Linked DNA regions of Homo sapiens: region 1 is linked to region 2. Evidence: chromatin loops called from intact Hi-C (ENCODE). Cell type or tissue: dorsolateral prefrontal cortex. All regions are shown on one strand. Links, peaks and the distances in the headings refer to the core of each region. The heading gives the core; the rest is flanking DNA.

The links. Hi-C counts contacts between places; a loop is a spot of excess contacts. Peaks named below come from ENCODE experiments on the same cell type or tissue, not always from the same donor. Only the 100,000 strongest peaks of a DNase experiment are listed, where the experiment ranks them.
Region 1: a loop joins it to region 2, with 2.8 times the contacts of the local background. A loop is called at or near these places in 1 of 110 quality-filtered maps.

Annotation. Positions count from the first base shown.
Region 1 is chr12:128,609,593-128,619,260 of GRCh38, forward strand. It overlaps TMEM132C (transmembrane protein 132C), which reads left to right. Exons shown (of 9, transcript NM_001136103.3): 4 at 6,560-6,743. Among named protein-coding and RNA genes, the nearest start is that of SLC15A4, 210 kb to the right of the region's middle. In dorsolateral prefrontal cortex, for the core only: no CTCF peak of the experiment used is centred there; a DNase peak (open chromatin) is centred at 4,469.
Region 2 is chr12:129,907,675-129,917,342 of GRCh38, forward strand. No RefSeq gene overlaps it. Among named protein-coding and RNA genes, the nearest start is that of TMEM132D, 8.5 kb to the left of the region's middle. In dorsolateral prefrontal cortex, for the core only: CTCF peaks have their summits at 3,983 (motif pointing left), 4,188 and 7,153 (motif pointing left); DNase peaks (open chromatin) are centred at 3,947 and 7,117; H3K27ac peaks cover 818 bases.

The DNA.
Region 1 (9,668 bases), core at 1,006-9,005, 1.3 Mb before region 2:
TCAAGGGTGCTTGGAAATAGGGTGACCTTCATACTCTTTGCTCCTCCCTGCTGCCTGTCTCTGTTATCCCACACCCTGAACTAGGTACAGAGAGCATGGATGAAGGAGGGACTTCCTCTGTAAAAGGCCAGATTCTTTCTCATTCCCCTGGCGTATTGGATCTGGGTGTGTTAGCTTAGCTCAGCCAATCAGAGCTCCTTAGTCAGACCTTTGAATGAGGGATCCTTAAGGCAAAGCCTCAAGAACAGGAGAAAGTTTTGACAGCACTGTCCTCTCTAGAACTGGCATCTGAAGTTCTAGCTTTGTAGCCTTCCTTTGCTCCCACCTAGGCCCCATGCCTATTTCTCCAGTCAGCCTGGTAATTTTGAGGCATTTGTTCCATTCTCTTTTCCTTGTCAATCAATGCAGGGTCTTTTCTGTTGCTTGCAACTTGTGCCACCAAGGGATGTGCCTCAGCACCATGGAGAGATCCCAGAAAGCCCTCAGATGTGAGTATTGACATTAGGGTCAATGAGACTTTCTAAGAAAGCCCTTTCCAGTGAGGAAGCAAGTGTCCTTGCCTTCATGAAATACTCATGAGGTAGAATGAAATAAAGCCAAGCCTGGATCGAGTGATTCTCTTCTCCTGAAGCGGCTTCCCTATGAGAAGGCTGATTTTCTTTATTTGGTTAGTCTCTTTTCTTTCTGCGGGCACTAAGCTGTCAACCAACTTTGGAGCTAAAATCCCTGACTCCCTGTAGTAGGGAGGTAAAGCCCTTTTGGCTTTTAACTCACCCCCAGACTCAATTTTCTTACCAAATAGAGTCTGACAGCTAAGAGGTTTGGTAAATTAGGTTTCCAGTGGTCCAAACTTTATTGTGACTGTTGGGAGAATTCATTTGCTTTTGAGTAAGAGCTTTTTAAGCCAATTTTGAAAATTTAGTTCAAGAGTTACTGCAAGAAATCTACACTATTGATTTATCAAGTGATAGTTCTTGGGTGCTCTCTGGAGTCACTTAAGTGTTTAAATTCCTCTCTTTATTACTCCAACAACATCACAAGCCCCATATGAGCTGATGTGAAAGACTCTTGGTCCCTTCAAGGCAAAGCTTAGCAAATATTTCAGTCTGATTAGAGTCAGCGGAAAGGCACTGACCACAGAAGAATTGAAAGAAGAAAAGATTTCTTATTTTTTTAGTCTCTATCTGCCAGTACAACGTGCATTATGGCATTGTGTCTACAGAGGCAGGCACTCAGGAAATGCACTGTATACAAATCTTAATGAGTCCCAGTTCACAGTGAATGGCTGAGAGCCTGCCCCTCCACTGTGGTTCGTTCTCAGGAAGCTCCTGAACCAGGCTTCAAAAGTGTGCCTGAATGGTGGCTTTAGGCAGCCAACCCTAAAGCCACTGAGCCTGAATGCGATGTCAAGTCCTGCTAAAAACAAGAAACAGCTTCCATTTATTGATGCTTGCTGGCATCAAGTTCTGTTCTAAGCACTTTGACTTGTTCATTCATATCAACTCCAAAATGAGAGGGATTAACATCCCCATTTTGCAAATAGAGAAAATGAGGCAGAGTTGTTCGGTCATCCAGCCAGTACCTGGGGAAGCCAGGCTGTGAGTCAGGAAGTCCTTTGAAGCCCACAACGTGATTCCTGACATGTGTGTGCTCCCCTTAAAGGGCCATGGCTTTTTGCCTTGGTTCAAACTGCTAACTTTCTTCCTCTCTCCTTCCCTCTCTCACTTTTTTCCTTCCTTCTCTCCTCTCTTCTTCATTTCATTTATTGTTTCATTTCTTCTTTTCTCTTTCATTATTTGAATGAAAGACTTGTTGGAGGCCTAATGTTGACAACACATCTGATTGGAGGTGCTCTCATTGCAACAGGAATATGTCTGGGGCGGGAGCGGGGTTAGGGACTGGCTCCAGCCCCATGCCCACTGCTGTCTCACCCCTTGGAGTGCCACGGATCCTGGGCACTGCAGTTGGAGAATCACCACATGCATCATTTTTGGGAAGACATCTTCCACCTCAGGTCACAGCAAACTATAAAATGCTTTTGCCAGAATATGTAGATACTGGAGGGAAACCTTCTAAGCCAGAGGCAGGAAACTGAGAGTCAGCAGAGATGTTGTCTGAGCTACGCTATAGCTAAAAAGTGAAGGTTCTTATAATTTAAAATCCAGAGATTTTAGAGAAAAAAAAGCCTAGATTCCCAGCTTCTCTAGGAAAATCTTCTGCTCTCTAGTACCACTGGCCAGCCATCCCATCAGTCAGCAAGGACAAAGTGGAGATGCTCCCTTAAAATGAACAGAGCGGAACCAGCGACACCAAATCGCCCAGTGACTCATCTCCACGAAAGGGTCAAGTTTCAAAATGGGGTTGCATTTTCTTCAACTTAGACAATCATACTATGCATTTTTTAGAGACGAAGAAGACAAAGGCTGTGTGGGGGTGGAGAAGGGGTAGGAAAGAATATGAATGTACAAAAATAAAGAGACAAGGGCATTGGTTCTGTATCTTCCCAGAGGAATTCTTTGTCTTGTGTCAGAACGTTGAATCCTAAGGCCTCCCGGGGGCTCATTTCTCTGTCGGGTCAGTCTGGTCTGACCTTTGCTCTATCACACACATTCCCAGGGTCCAGGTGGACACAGAACTATCTCTTCTTCCTTTTGTCTGAGATCTCCAACTCCCTGAAAGACGGATGTCGGTGTTCTAGCCAGGCCCCTGCCCCCAGTGCACCAGAGAGCTTGCCCTGATGTCACCCTGACCTAGAATTCTGTGCAGCTGCCAGAAAGCTGGAGTTTTCATCCAGTTGTGAAACTTGTATTTTTTTTTCCATTCTGAAACCAAGATTAGGTTGAGTTGGCTCACAAGTGATGGGCATCTGAGTGGGGAGCTACAGAATGTTCCAAACAGGATCCTGCTGAGTTGCTGCCTTCTATCTGTGGTTGAAGAGCAAGTTGATGCAAACACACTTTCTGGCTGCAGAGGTTCAAAAGTGTCTGCTCTGACACTGGTGCAAAATGAGAACCTTAATCACCACCTCAGGGTTTGGATTGGGATTTGGAATAAGGTCTGCGTGGAACCTGGTCCAGTGCCCGGCACATAGTGAGTATATTGTTAACAGTCACGTGTTATTTTTATTCTTATGCCAACTACAACAAAACGCTTTCGGGAGGTCACCTCACTGCTCACAAAAATCACATAACAATATCTTTCAAGCCAAAAGGAAAAATACCCCTTCTCTTTTCCCTTGTCCATGACTATGCCTTTCTTAATGCCCTTCGTTAGCAGAATTGCAGTGGAGGAGGCTGCTCCTGGAGCATGAGAAGTTGTGCTGGCTTCTTTTTCATGCCTCTTTCCTCCCTGCACAATGGGAATGTCATTATTTCAGTCTTCTATATGGTGCCTCTGAGTCTCGGAGAGATGATGTGAGTGGTTGCAATGCTCACAGAACTTTGTAAGAGAGTGAAGAGAAGTGCAGGCTGAAAGCTCATTGCAACCTCTGTGGTTCTGTGCCAGTATAGGCATCCGTTTGGGACTGAAAGGGGGTCTTTGGACATTTGGATGGTTGCCACATCCAATACTAAGGGAAGTGAATTACTTGCTGAGTAGAGTCAGTCAAGTAGCCATGCAGCTCCTGGACAGCACCAGTACTGGTACCCAGTGGCAGATAAGGAGAATCAGGTCCAGACGTGCTTGCTAAGAAGATGAGATGCAACTCCCTAGAATGCAAGATTGTCTGCAGGCCAGCAGTGAGAGAGGATCTCCTGGATGTTGAGTAGTGCAGAGTCAACATAAAATGTAGCATCTCCTGTTTCCCAGTCCAATGCTCTTTACAGATCCTCGCCTAAGACAGCTGGTGGTCAAGAACCACCTGTGGGCCTCAGTTGCTGGACCAAGAACACATCTCTTAGTTTGGAAACACTCTAGACTCAAGACATCTCTCCCTCATTTTTAAAGACTAGCAATTCATGCTTGAGATTTGCAGCCCCTAGCTTGATGGTCAAGACCTTAGATTTCTTTTCCCTCCCAGAGGAATCTCTAGCATCTCATAAATCATGATTCTGTGGGCCCTGTTCCCGGCCCTGTGAACTTAAGGAAGATTCACAAAACCCAGTGCTTTGTTTGGTGCAGTAACCTTCCCGTTATATCCTTCCCCAGCCACTGAGCAGGACTGAGGGTGATGTGGTGGAGAGTTAGTGCTCTGGCTGTCAATCAAGCCCTGAAGATGGAATGGTGCACTCGATATTAGTGCCCCAGCAAAGGAAAGTGTTTCACTGCTACTCTTCATGTTGGCACATGCTTGAGATGCAGTTTTTAAGCATATTTGGTGTTTCTTTCTTGATATGCCATGGAAAATCTCCTTTAATTCATCTGCAAACATGTAGCCTTCCAGGAGATGGCAGCCTGAGGTCTTGCTGACCACTGACCCACCACTTAGCGCCATCCTTAGCATATCAGCAGAGGGCACTGGAGACACCTCAGGCTGGATGCCAAGGCTCACCAGAACCCTGGCCCCCCTACAAACTCAGCGTGATGCCTTCCATGCTCTTCCTTCTTGTTTCCACCAATAGCGGTTCTATTGATCAACAGCTCTACAAAGCTCGGCCAACTTCCCCTTCTCTGACCTTCTCTAGCCAATACTGGCAAAAGTTTTCTGTAAGGATTTGGATAAGAAATATTTTAGGTTTTGCAGGCTCTACATTGACTGATGCAATTACTCAACCATGTTCTTATAACACGAAAGCAACCACAGGAAAATGTAAACAAATATCCAAGGCTGTGCTCCAGTAAAGTGTTACTCACAAAAATAGGCAGCTGGCTGCATTTGGTTCACAGGACACAGTTTGCTGTCTCCTGCCCTAAGGAAACAAACAAACAAATTAAAAAAAAAAACTGTTGGAGACTTGTGATGTCATATTTGACCACCAGCTGTCTTAGGCAAGGATCTGTAAAGAGCATTGGACTCGGAAACAGGAGATGCTACATTTTATGTTAACTCTGCCCTAGCCAGATATGTGGTTGTGGGCAAGCCATCTTTCCTTTATTGGCTTTAATTTTATCATCTAAAAAATGAAAAAGTTTGGACCAACGGTAGTTCCCAAAATACATATATCTCAAATGCATGGAATTGGTCAGAATTCTTAGTTGCAGACAAAGAGTCCCTTTAGCTAAGTAGCCCCTCTGAGCAGAAGAGATGTCATTAAAGGATACTAGGCAATTCACATAATCTCTAGGAGAACCACTGAATTGAATGTATTTACTACACAGCCAGGGACAGGGCAGCCAGTGATAACACAGACGACAAAGGTCCAACCTCTGCAGAGGACTGTTGTGGTGGAAACACCACTGTCACCCCTCGGCATGATGATGTGAGGGCCTGGATGCCAGGGGCACCCCACAGCTGCCCCAGGAGAACCAGGGCCACTGTGCTCACCAGAAAACCCCAACTGCCTTCCTGGCTGCTGCTCTAGAACCCACTTCTTCCTCTACGTCCCAAATGAGTGGGTCCGACTGGAGCAAACTGCTTCAATCCTGCATCTAGCAGCAAGGGGTTCTGAGAATGTAGTTTAGGCCTCTCAGCCCCTATAGCAGAGGAGGACAAGCAGAGGGGGTTGAAGGTGCTATTGAGTGAGTGGCCTACAGCAGTGGTCCCTGACCTTTTTGGCACCAGGGACCAGTTTCATGGAAGACAATTTTTCCACAGATGGCGGTGGTGGGGGAAGGATGGTTTTGGGATGATTCAAGTACATTACATTTATTGTGCAGCTTATTTCTATTATTATTACATTGTAATGATAATGAATAATGAATGTTGAATAATAATGAACTAATTACATAAGTCACCGTAATGTAGAATCAGTGGGAGCCCTGAGTTTGTTTTCCTGCAACTAGACTGTCCCTTCTGGGAGTGATGGGAGACAGTGACAGATCATCAGGCGTTAGATTTTCATAAGGCGCACACAACCTCGATCCCTTACATGCGCAGTTCACAATACAGTTCATGCCCCTATGAGAATCTAATGCTGCCACTGACCTGACAGGAGGTGGAGCTCAGGTGATAATGTGAGCTATGGGGAGTAGCTATAAATAGAGATGGAGCTTTGCTCACTTACCCGCCACTCACCTCCTGCTGTGCAGCCCTATTCCTAACAGCCCATGGACTGGTACCGGTTCATGGCCCAGGGGTTGGGGACCCCAGCCTATAGCATCTGCCACACCTACAGAACTGAACAGAGGCCATTCAGGTGCATACTGCAGGTGTGAGATAAACTAGTTTAGCTCATCATCTGCAGAGCTGGTAATAATCATTCCAAGGCCTCATCAACACAGACACAGGTTACTGCTCATTGTTGAATATTCTTGGCCCATATCCTTAACTTGTGGGTGCTTCTCTGTCCCAGATGCCAGTCCTCACTTTGTAGGTGGTTCCATGCCCCAGGATCCCCCACCAAAACCCTGGAGCCATCCCTGAGATGTGTTTCTTTGTCTTTATCTTCTGCGTACTATTATGAGGAGAGAAGGGTCCTTTGAACAAAGTTGGCTTAAAGCCAGTTTCTTTTCTCTCTTCCAGGAGCAGCAGTTTATTCAATGAGGTTGTGCAGATGAACTTTGAAATAGCCAGTTTCAGCAGCCTTTCAGGGACTCAGCCCATCACGTGGCAGGTGGAGTACCCACGGAAGGGGACCACAGACATCGCCGTGTCCGAGATCTTTGTCAGCCAGAAGGACCTGGTGGGCATCGTTCCCTTGGCTATGGTGAGTCCTGAGTTACCTTGGATGCTCCTGCATTCAGCCACCTGACTGCATCCTGTGTCCTTCCTATCTGTCATGGGATGTTTGCTACAATGATTTTATGGAGTGTTTACTTTCAAAGTTTCTCGTCTTTCCTCACCCTGGAAGTTGTTACTTTTCATGAGCCTGGCCTTTCTCAACTTTAGTCATGAAGTTTAGTCCAGCAAGTCACAATCATTGCTGGAGGTGGAAGTGAGCACCTGTGATTTTAAGAAGCTCACCAGGTGATTTCAGTGTGCAGCCAGGGTTGGAAACCCCTGAGCTAAAAGGATGGTCAGCTTTGCCATCTTTCTGCAAACTCGGTTCCTTCTTGCTCCCCACTCCATGCTTGAGATAGATGCCCTTCATCTCCTCTTTCCTTAGGATGATGGAGCTCACTCAGCATTGAACTCTCAGAGGCTGTCACTGGGCTGTGAGGTCAACCTGAAATGTAGAAAGTAGATGAGTGACAATGGGCTTGAGTAGTGCAGCACCATCTATCTGACTCACAATGTGGCCACTCTTAGATTACTGTTAGTAGTGTACACTGATGAGAACGTGTAAGCAAACATGCTACTTGTGTGAATCATGCTATGAGAAATGGATTAATCAGGATTATAAGAAAATGGATTATTCAGGATTCTTTGAGTTATAAAGGCTACAAACACAACCCAACTTCACCTTGGCTCATGTAAGTTTAAAAGTCTAGAAAAGTGTTTCTCAAACATTATCGGGCATGCAGATCACAGGAACATTTTGAGTAGATGCCCATCCTCACTTAGGAGGTCTGGGTTGGGTACTTATTTTTCAAAGCTCCTAAGCCATGTCAGCGCGGCTGGTCTGCAGACCACACTTGGAGTGTGAGGGGCCCACGTGTGCAAATGATGTGGTATGGACAGTGGCTTCTCTTCCTTTCTCAGCTCTCCTTCCTCTTTGTTAGTCACAAGGTGGCCCCGGCAATGCCACGCTGGCTTCTTCACAGCATCATGTCCAGCAAGAAATGAGTGGAAACCTCACTGCCAATCACTCCAGCAAATCCTTTGGGACAGAGACTGATTGGAACTGATTGGCTTGGGTCATGAGCCCAACTTGAAGCCAATCACTGAAATCAAAAGGATGTGTTGCTCTGATTGGCCAGGCCTGGGGAATGTATCACCCTGGGGCAGGTGTGGAATCAGGTGAAGGAGATGTAGCAGCAGGTGGGACAGGTGTAGCATCAGGTGAGGCAGGTGTGAAATCAAGTGGGGCAGATGCAGAGTCAGGTGGGACAGGTGTGGAATCAGGTGGGGCAGGTGTGGAATCAGGTGGGGCAGGTGTAGAGTCAGGTGGGACAGGTGTGGAATCAGGTAGGGCAGGTGTAGCCTCAGGTGGGGCAAGTGTGGAATGAGACTAAGAGCCTGTGCATCATGGAAAAATTTGGCTTTCACTGAAACAGGGAACAGATGCTGGTCAGACAAAATAGCAGATGTGCACCCCAGAAGGTATCATCTACCATAAAGATCTGTAAACACTTGGAAGTCAGAGAATGATTCCTTTTGACTTTTTATGTCCTAGAACAGGGGTCAACAAACAACAAGCCATGGGCCACATCCAATCTGCTGCCCGGTTTTGTACACCATGCAAGCTAAGAATGGTTTTAACATTTTTAAATATCTACATTTTTAAATGGTCCTGTCTAGCTTCTTCATATGCTCAGTTCTGCCTGTTGGCTCATAAACTCTGAAATATTTACTATCTGGCCCTTTAGAGAGAAAATTTGCAGACCTGTGTCCTAGAGCACACACCAGCATCAGCTCTGGATTACAAGTGTTCAGTTTCGACCTATTTCAGAAGGATAAGACATTCAAATACTTTGAAAAGGAAAAGCCATCTTAAGAGTGTGAGATATTATAATGGTCCTTTTCAAGGGAGCACAGGTCTTCCTTGGATGGATGTATTGTTATTCTTGTGGTGGTTGTGTTTTCATAATGCCTTTAAGGTAAAGTGAAGTGATTACTAATGTCTGTACTCTTGTCAGGATCCTTTTGTTTGCAAGTAAATGCATGTGAATTCAAACAAGCTTTATTCAAAAGTTCATTGATAAACAAACACCTTTGCAGCACCAGCACAGAGCTCTGGGCTCTGAACACTGGATTTGGGTGCTCGTGCAGTGTTATGGTTTGGCTGTGTCCCTACCCAAATCTCATCTTTAATTGTAGGTCCCATAATTCCCACATGTTGTGGGAGGGACTCGATGGGAGAAAATTGAATCATGGAGGCAGTTTTCACCATACTGTTCTCATGAATGTGAATAAGTCTCAAAAGATCTAGTGCTTTTATAAGGGGTTTCGCCTTTCACTTGGCTCTCATTCTCTCTTCCCGTCGCCATGTAAGACATGCTTTTTGCCTTCTGCCATGATTGTGAGACCTCCCCAGCCACACGGAATGGTGAGTCCATTATCTATTTTCCTTTATAAATTACCCAGTCTCAGGTATGTCTTTATCAGCAGTGTGAAAACAGACTAATACATGCAGTATCACCGTTTTGCATCCCCTGGGATGTACAACTTGACCTCAGCTATGCAAAGCAACATGGAAAATTAGAAAATAGATGAGGCAATTTAGAGGGACTTCTATTCTCCTATTTTCTGTATGTTCAAAGTTTTGGTTCAGAATAAGCTTTAGGACATTTATAACCAGGCAAAAAGTAAACTTTTATTGGAAGTAACTAGCTAATAAAACTGCAGCTTTGACTAGAAGATGAGAAATTTAAAAAAAATTACTGAGCACAAAGCAAATCCTGTGTTGTCTGTTAGCAGCCAGTGAGACAGCTGGTTAGATCTTTGAACCAATTAAGCATATTTTCCAATTTGTTGATCGTTTTAAAGAAAACAAACTTCAGAAAGGTGAAACAGGGGATTAACAGATGGA
Region 2 (9,668 bases), core at 723-8,722:
AGGTAACTGCCAGGTGAACCTCGCAGAGCAGCCTCTTCTGCAAAGACCAATAGGATACTGCTGCATTTTCCTTAAGTTACTGATTTATGGATCAATACAGAAAGGTCAGCAGGCCTTGAATAGTCTTCTTTGAAGTCACATGCTGGACTTCTTGGTACAAATTATGTATTTGTACCTCTAGCCTGATTAGTCCCTGAGTGTTTCTCGGTCAGGGGTGAGGTCAAGGAGAAGCTGCAAGGCTGCCTCTGCAGGAAACCCTTTGTTGTAAAGACTGCCTGGATTTTGCATGCACTGGAACCTGTGACAGAAGCATGTTCCCTCACCCCTGCTTCCTCTACCTGCTGGAGACACAGCCAGACCACATGCCCTGGCCTTCCTAAGGTTAACTGTCGCTATGGTTATGTCCAAAAGAACCTGGGAGGAAGGGATGTGCCTCCCTTTCAGGGGGAGAGTTTGGGAGCCTGTGAAACCCTCAAACTCTCTTCCTGCCTTTTCAAGCTGAATGCAAAAATTCAAGGGAGAACCCCCAAGCCTTCAGCAATGGCAGAGTTGCAAGTTGGAATGAGTCTGGTTCCGAAAATGTGGAATGCCACTTCTTTTGCATGGAATTTTGGGTGAGCAAGAAATAAGATGACATGGTGTTAAGTCATGGAGGTTCAGGGCTTTGTTTGTTAGAATGAACCATTCCAGGCAATACAGGGTGTATTGATCTCATCACTGCCAACAGAAGCAGGAGTGGGATATAAGGAAACACCTCTATCAGCTCCTGAGACTACAGCGAAGCTTTGGCCCATTTTACAGTATGAAGAGAGTCCAAAGGAGGGAGGAACCACCAACCACCACCAGCTAATGAATGCATGAGGTGCTCTGTCCCCTGTACCAGGAACTAGGGAAAAGGCAAAGGATGCCCTTGGAGAGCTGGAATTCGATCTCTTGGACGCATGAGGTGCTCTGTCCCCTCTACCAGGCACCAGGGAGAAGGCAAAGGATGCCCTTGGAGAGCTGGAATTCGATCTCTTAGGGTCTTCAAAGAATATTGCAGAGAACAAGTATCATCGGTTCCAAGAGAGGGTCCTCCTGGGCTGGAGCAGTCTGAGGAATGGGATTTATATGGATTCCTCCTTCCATTCAATACTTATTTATTCAGGGTGTACCGCTGGCCAGGCCCTAGAGGCTTCACAGTGAACAAGCCGTTCACGAAATTTATTCCCATGGGGACAGACAGGAAACAAGCACACCAAAGAACAAGATGCTTTCAGGAAGAACCTGTGAAGAACTCAAGTATCATAATGACTTGCCCTTTGGAGAGGTCGAGAAAGGCTTCTTGGAGCAGCGTAATCTCTCTCATGAGAAGGATCCTCAGAGTGCAGACCCGGGTCATACACCTGCCTGGTGGCTGGGACAGCAGGTGCAAAGGCCATGAGGCATCACAAAGGGTGGAGGAGCAGAAAGCCCCATGTGGCTGAACTTAGTGAGCCAGGGAGAGCATGGTGGGAGGGGAGGTACAGGGGAGGCGCAGGAGACAGAGGATGCAGGGGCCTCGTCAGGACTCAGGAAGCCAGAGTGAAGCTTCAAGCGGGGAAGTTGTAGGAGCCCATTCACATTTTCGGAAGATCTCTTGGCGTACCAATAGTACCACAGAGGCAGGGGCTAGGCACAGGTGCGTCTGGTAAAATGTAGCATGCCAGACTCCCATCCCTTCCACGGGGCCCCTGTTCTGCTTCCCACTGGGCCAAATCCAGAGGCCTCTGCGTGTGCCAGGCAGGTGGCTGCAGGAACAATCGCAGGCCCAGCCCAGGGAGGCCGGCCAGACAAGACCCGCACAGCTCAGAGACAGCACAACATGCCGGGGCATCCTGTCGGCGTTCAGAGCTATGAGTGTGTAGTGGCCCCTGGAATGCTGAACCTGTGTCTCCTTTCCACTCTGATGTTTGGTCTCTCTCTTCTTTCTCAAGAACGCCTGTATTAATTTCTCATCTAGCAAGTCCCGACCCTGCGGTTTCAGAACATGCCCTGTGCTGGGCCGGTGGGGTTTTCTAGGATGGAGAAAATGAGGTGGTGGGGTTGACTGACACTGAGGTCCAGGCCGGACTTGGAAATCCATCTGCCAGCACGTGGTTTGTGTGAGCAGCTGTGAGCTCTGTTTAGGGTGTCTCCCTCTGTGATCACTGAGAACTGGCACTCTGCAGCCCACTTGCAGGGTGTGGGCCTTCCCTTTATGGGGGCTCGGCTAACAGCACACAATAAGAAGGAAGAGGGGGTGTCCCACCAGAGATCGGCCTCCCCAGGAACAGACTCAGTCCCTGTCCATCCCTCCAAGAGGACTTGACCTCAAACAAAAGAGAAAACTGGCAATCATGTGGCCTGCAGCACGAGCCCGTAATGAGTCCATTTGACGTGCATCAAAAAGATCAATTTACTTCTCGGAGCTAAGCATCCAAACGATTTGATTTCTTTTGTCCGCTTAAAATCAATGTGTCTAATGGACTTGAAGGGCTGGGTTCTTAGATGACAGAGGCCTTTGTCAGGGAATCAATTAACCCATTGCAGAGATCTTCAGTTCAGACGTACACATCCCACGATTATTGTTGAAGAAAATAGCTCCTCTGCTACTGTACCAAAAAGGAAAATTAAAAAGTGTCTATGAAATGGATACACAGGGAGTTAATCCTGCCCTAGAGGAGCTCTTAGTGGCCAACAAGGGAAAGGGTTTATCCAGCAATTTGTTGAGTTTGCCAACATCAAAGAGAACGTAAACACGCAAGATGCTGTTGCTTGTCAATGTATACACCAGCTTCAAAGCTGAAGTCTGAGGATAGTGTCAATGGCCCAATTTAGACGTTATTAAAGGGTGCTTTGGGGAGTGAGCACATGAATTGAAATAAAAGGGTTGTGGCTACTTCTGGTTTAGAGGAACTCAATTTTTTCTCTTAATAAAAGCCCCCTAATTTCCTCAAGTAATTAACTTAATGTTCACTCCAATTTCTTTGTGAAAACTAACTTCGCTGAGCGGTGTGCCTTTCTTTGTGTGAGATTTCCATGGTAAGAGAGTAAAGGGCCACTTTTGTCCTCTTCCCTCCCCACAGATGAGCCAGTCCAAGTCGGAACGAAGAGACCCTGCCTCCACATAGCACAAACGTCTTTAAGAAGACTGCCTCTAACAATCTTTTTTTTTTTTTTTTTTTTTTTTTTTGATTCAGAGTCTCACTCTGTCACCCAGGCTGGAGTGCAGCGGTGCGATCTCAGCTCACTGCAACCTCCGCCTCCTGGGTTCAAGCAATTCTCCTGCCTCAGCTTCCCAAGTAACTGGGACTACAAGTGCCCGTGCCCACCACCACACCCAGCTAATTTTTGTATTTTTAGTAGAGACGGGGTTTCACCATGTTGGCCAGGCTGGTCTCCAACTCCTGACCTCAAGAGATCTGCCCGTCTCGGCCTCCCAAAGAGCTGGGATTACAGGCGTGAGCCACCGCGCCCAGCCTGCATCTAACAATTCTTACATGCCAGTGTTTGATTTTGTCAGAAAGCCTGTGTTGGCTTGGTGTTGAAACGGATCTGCTTGGGATTACTCCCTTGGGATGAAATATGGCCAGTTCTCTGTCAACAAATGTTTGACTCATCACAGGAGAGATTCCAGTCTCAAAAAAAGTGACTGAGGACAATAGTGAGCTCTCTGGGTCTGGAAATAAACGCAGCAGCAGGAGGGTATTCTTCTGTATTTGGCTTACAAGGTAATTTTAAATTACCCCAAATAGTAGAATATGTGACACCAGATTGATGGTATTTGACACTAGATTATTATTTTAACAGGTCAGAAAGGTTGAGGGGGGCACCTGGAGATTGGATCCTAAAACATTTTCTTGTGCACAGCCAGGGAGAGCAGCCGTGCCTGGCAGTGGGACCCACACACAGCTGGCAGCAGACCTGGCGCGCTCAGGCGCCCTGCTTGTGGCATCAGTGGACCTGCAGTGACCCCTAGTGCTCCAGAGGTGGCAGCTCAGGACAACTATTTCTTCCTCCAAGAACAAACGCATTGACATCTCCCTTCATACCCAACATGCACACGTTGTCAGGTCTTCATGGGTGAAATTATATTTTTAAAAACTGGCAATGAGTCTTATCATCCCAAATTAATAAATAACATGGCCAAGCTCACACGCTTTCATTCAGGAAATCCTGCAATTCGGTGTCTACAGCTATTATCTTGCACCCTCCATGCTGCCTAAAATATAAATTATCTTGCAATTGACTTAAAAATTGAAACATGAGAATTTATATCATATACATTCTTGAGTCAAACTTCAGTCATTCTTTAAAATCTGCCAAACAACTGATCACTTTCCAGTGAGTACAGCCACCCAACACTGAGATTTTATAATGTTGGTTATTCACATGGATCGTTTCCAGACTAGAGGCTGCCAGCAGGATCCTCCACTTTTCCCTTGTCCTCCATCACCACCCTACTGTCTTAGACTGCTCAGGCTTCTATAACAAAAATACCGTGGCTGGACGGCTTTAAAAAAAACAGACTTTAATTTATCACTTCTGGAGCCTAGAAGTCCAAGATCAAAGTGCCAGAAGATGCAGTGGCTGGTGAGGACCTGCTTCCTGGCCCGTCGATGGCACCTTCTCCTTGCCATAACCTCACACGGTGGGAGAGGAGAGACCAGGGGGCTCCTGGACCTCTGCTTTCCTGACTTAATCACCTCCCAAAGCCCCATCCTCCTGACACCATCACACTGGGGCTTAAGATTCCCACAGATGAATTCTGGGGATACATAGTTTATAGCAACTGCTTTCCAAGATAAAATGAGTCACTGGAAGAAAAGCAAAAATACTGATTCCTTCAGTGTTGCATAAGAAAAAAGAAAAAGAGAAAGAAAGAGAGAGAGGAAGACGGAACAAAGGAAGGAAGGAAGGAAGGAAGGGAAGGAGGGATGGGATAGAGGGAGGGAGGGAGAGAGGGAGGGAAGAGAGGAAGGGAGCGAGGGAGGGAGGGAAGGAAGGAAGCAGTGGGGAAGAGTCAGGGAGCACGCTATGTCTTGCCCTGGAAGAACATGATTTTGCGTGTGAGTTAGAGACAAGAGGGTTTGTAAGAAATTCGGAATCATGCCAGTATTGTGGAGAATCTTAGGGTTGGAGCATCCCAGCCATCACCTAATACAATCTTCTCACATTAGAGCTGAGGAAAAAAAAAACTGAAAGAGGAAAGTCATAGACACAGTTATTGTTGCCTTTTAAAAACACTGCCATAAGGATACAATAATTTAGAAAATAAAAATCCAGCCAGGTACAGTGGCCCATATCTGTAAACCCAGCACTTTGGGAGGCCAAGGTGGGAGAATTGCTTGAGTCCAGGATTTTAAGACCAGCCTGGACAACCTAGTGAGACCCTATCTCCACAAACAAAAAAAGGAAGGGAAATTATCTGGGTGTGGTGGTACACGCCTGCAGTCCTAGCTACTCTGGAGGGCGAGGCAGGTGGATCGCTTGAGTCCAAGAGTTCAAGACCAGCCTAGGCAACATAGTGAGACCCCATCTCTAAAACAATAATAATAATAATAATAATAATAAGCAAAAGTAGCTGTGTGTGGTGGTACATTCCTGTAGTCCTAGCTACTTGAGAGGCTGAGGCAGAATGATTGCTTGAGGCCAGTCGTTCAAGGCTGCAATGAGCAATGATTTACTACACTCCATCCTGGGTGAGAGAGTGAGACCCTGTCTCAAAAAAAAAAAAAATCTAACAAGAAAACACTTCTCATTGCCAAAACTGGCCTCTCCTAGTCAATATTTTCAGTTTGATCTGAAAGTGGCTATTCATGAGTATCCTTGGCTGTTTCTCAGGGACTGTTTCAAGTGAACTAAACTCCAAGCTGTTTAGGTTTGTTTTTCTCTTCTCTTTTCTTTTCCTTTTAATCTGGAACTCCTGAACTGGGACCACTTTGGAAATAACTTCTATAAAATCCATTATGAAAAATCTGTGCTTAAAACACATGTATTTATCAGATATTTCAAAATGCTTTCTAAAATTAGCCTTCAAAAAATGACAATTTAGCTAAATATTCCTTGCTAACAAAACTAGTGTTCATCACATATGTGCCTACCTTGAGTGGATGCCTATTAATAAATTGCAGATGCTCTGATCATCCACCTTCTCGTGCTGGATGAAACCCACTGTGTTTCAAATGCAAAACAGTGCAGTAGCTGAAGATTAATCTAGAGGTGGCACCTAAATCGGACCAAGTGCAGAAGATTAGTCTAGAGGTGGCACCTAAGTCGGACCAAGCGCAGCACTGTCTGAGGACCTTTGAACCTGGAAGGAATGAGAATCTCGCTTTGGATATCTGGAATATATGATGCGAAACAGGGACGTTGCTGCTCAAATTTCCTGCCCCAGGATGGAGAACTAGAGGAAGTAACACGTGAAGAAGGATATTTAAGAGACAGAGAAAGTTTGGCTGCCATTGTAGTGCCTAGTTCTCATCATTACTCATGTTCCATGAAACACTTCAGTTTCCACATAAATCCCACTTTTTTGTTTTTGAGATGAAGTCTCACTCTGTCGTCCAGGCTGGAATGCAGTGGTGCGATCTCAGCTCACTGCAACCTCCGCCTCCTGAGTTCAAGCGCTTCTCCTGTCTCAGCTTCCTGAGTAGCTGGGATTACAGGTGCACTCCACCATGTCCAGCTGATTTTTTGTATTTTTAGTAGAGATGGGGTTTTACCAGGTTGGCCAGGCTAGTCTCAAACTCCTGACCTCAAGTGATCCGCTCCCAAAGTGCTGGGATTACAGGCACGAGCCACTGCATCTGGCCCATAAATGCCACTTTTTGCTTAAACTGGTCTAGATTGAGTTATCCTCTCACTACCAAAAGATCATCTCTCATCTGTCATCTCTCATCTAACTCAACCTCCTTGCTGGGCTCCTGCTTCCATCCTGATTTAACAAATACTGGAGAAATAGGAGTCAGATCTTGTCACTCTGGCTCAAAACTGTCCCATAGCTCCCAGCCCACTCAGTGCAAAGCTGAAGTCCCTGCAATGCCCTGCAAGGCTGTACATGAGCTGCCTCCTGTTTCAGCCAGCCAGGCTCCTCCTCCATCAGACACCAGCATCGTACTTGACAGACGCCTCTGCAGAGACTGCTCCCTCTGCTGGGAACAGCCTTCCATCAGATACCCGTAAGATTCTCTTTTCTCACGTCATTCTAGTCTCTGCTGAATATCACTATTTATTTATTTATTTAGAGACAGAGTCTCACTCTGTCGCCCAGGCTGGAGTGCAGTGGTGCGATCTCAGCTCACTGCAACCTCCGCCTCCTGGGTTCAAGCGACTCTCCTGCCTCAGCCGTCCAAGTAGCTAGGATTACAGACATGCACCACCACGCCTGACTAATTTTTGTATTTTTAGTAGAGGTAGGGTTTTGCCATGTTGACCAGGCTGGTCTCAAATTTCTGACCTCAAGTGATCCACCTGCCTCAGCCTTCCAAAGTGCTGAGATTACAGGTGTGAGCCACCGCACCTGGCCGATACCACTTTATTACAGATGCCCTCCCTGGACCTGACATTTGCCTAGCATCACCCATCTCTTTCTATCTTCTCCTGTGCTATATTTCATGACATTCATCAACACCTAAATAGCCTATTTGTTCGATGTCTCACTCCCCACTCCCCCAGAGCTAGAATCTAAGCTCCCTGAGAGCCATAGCTTTGGCTGTTTTGTCTACTGGTCTGTTCTTATGGCTCAGGACACTGGAGAATCATGCAGACCCCCTGTAAGAGTGTTAAAATCAATTCCTCAATCAATGGCTTTTCTTCTCCCACCTCCTTACTTCACCCAGCCTGAAAGAAAATGTGTTCTTCCTCATATTTGAAGAGGAGACTTCACCTACTGTTTTTTGATGAAACAGTCATTTAGCTTAGTGAACATTCAATAAACTCAAGGGTGAAGTTCAGTTCATCGGACCACCCGTTTCACTTATGGGGAAGCTGAGACTGAGAGAAGCAAATGACTTGCCCCGGTTGTATTTTTTCCCATGGAAGGGGAGTCCCTATGAAATTCACGATTACTTATTATTTACCAGTTCTTCTTTCACTCAACACATTTTTTTTTTTTTTTTTTTTTGAGACAGAGTCCTGCTTACTCACCCAGGCTGGAGCACAGTGGTGCAATCTTGGCTCACTGCAACCTCTGCCTCCTGGGCTAAAGCGATAGTCCTGCCTCAGCCTCCTGAGTAGCTGGGACTACAGGCATGTGCCACCACGCCCAGCTAATTTTTGTATTTTTAGTAGAGATGGAGTTTCGCCATGTTGGCCAGGCTAGTCTCAAACTCCTGACCTCAGGTGATCCGCCTGCCTCGGCCTCCCCACTCAATGCAATTTCGAGGCAGTGCTGCAGGGTGGCTCAAGTGGAGCCCCTGCTGGGGATAGGATTAGCAGCTATGTGACTGCCAAGTTACTTCCCCTTTCTGAGCCCTACATTCCTCGTCTTAAAAAATGTAGACTAGGCCGGGCGTGGTGGCTCACACCTGTAATCCCAGGACTTTGGGAGGCCAAGGTAGGCGGATCACCAGGTCAGGAGATTGAGACCATCCTGGCGAACACTGTGAAACCCCGTCTCTACTAAAAATACAAAAAAATAAGCCGGGCCTGGTGGCAGGCGCCCGTAGTCCCAGCTACTCAGGAGGCTGAGGCAGGAGAATGGCATGAACCCGGGAGGCGGAGCTTGCAGTGAGCCGAGATCGCGCCACTGCACTCCAGCCTGGGCGACAGAGAGAGACTCCGTCTCAAAAAAAAAAAAAAAAAATGTAGACTGTACTTCCACCTAAGTCGTTGGGCGGTTATACAATTAACTGAAGATATCATAGAGAACGCCTGCATGGCACCCAGCATATAGTTAGCCTTCAAAAGGAAAGCTATTGATAGTTACTATTTTCTACAGAAATAGGCATTTTTTTTTTCAAAATGTTTTGTTTTCCTTTTCAGTTTTCTATTTGGCTATCACGTAACTTACTGGGTTTCTGCAGAGTCAAGTCCAGGCACAGATTTTCTTAGCATGACGTTAAATTGTCTCCATGGGGCTCGAACTCCTCAGTGAAGGTCTTATTGGTTTTATGCTGACATCCGATCTCTGAAAACATCAATGAACAAGAAGAGGAACAATTCCTATAAATCTACTTTACTCATGCTGGAGTTTGAAAATAAGTTTGATCTTTTGGCTAAAGTTTTGCTATTCTGCATAAAAACTTCCAAGGCTTGGAAAGTTAAAACACACACACACACACACACACACACACACACACACACACAAAACACCTTTATGCAATTGCGAATTTTCCACGATGAGGAGTCTACAGCTCTCAGTTCTGTTTGTTGATTTTTCATTGCAGTGTACACGAGCTGGGGAAAAAATGCTGACTGGGATATAGACCAGTCTGTGGTGTAACATTTTCAGGTTTCGTACTTGCGTTGTTGCACCTCTGAGTTCAAGTTGAGTGTCAGACTTACCATTTTCAATGGTGTTGCTGGGGCGTTTATGTAACACGTGCAGCAGCAGGAAAACACGGCTGCTCACATGGGCGGGGAGATGGTGCCCATTCCTCACCAGCTGGACACCAGCCCCGTCCCGTGATCAACTGACCCTGGAGCTAAAGATAGAGGTCCCCCTT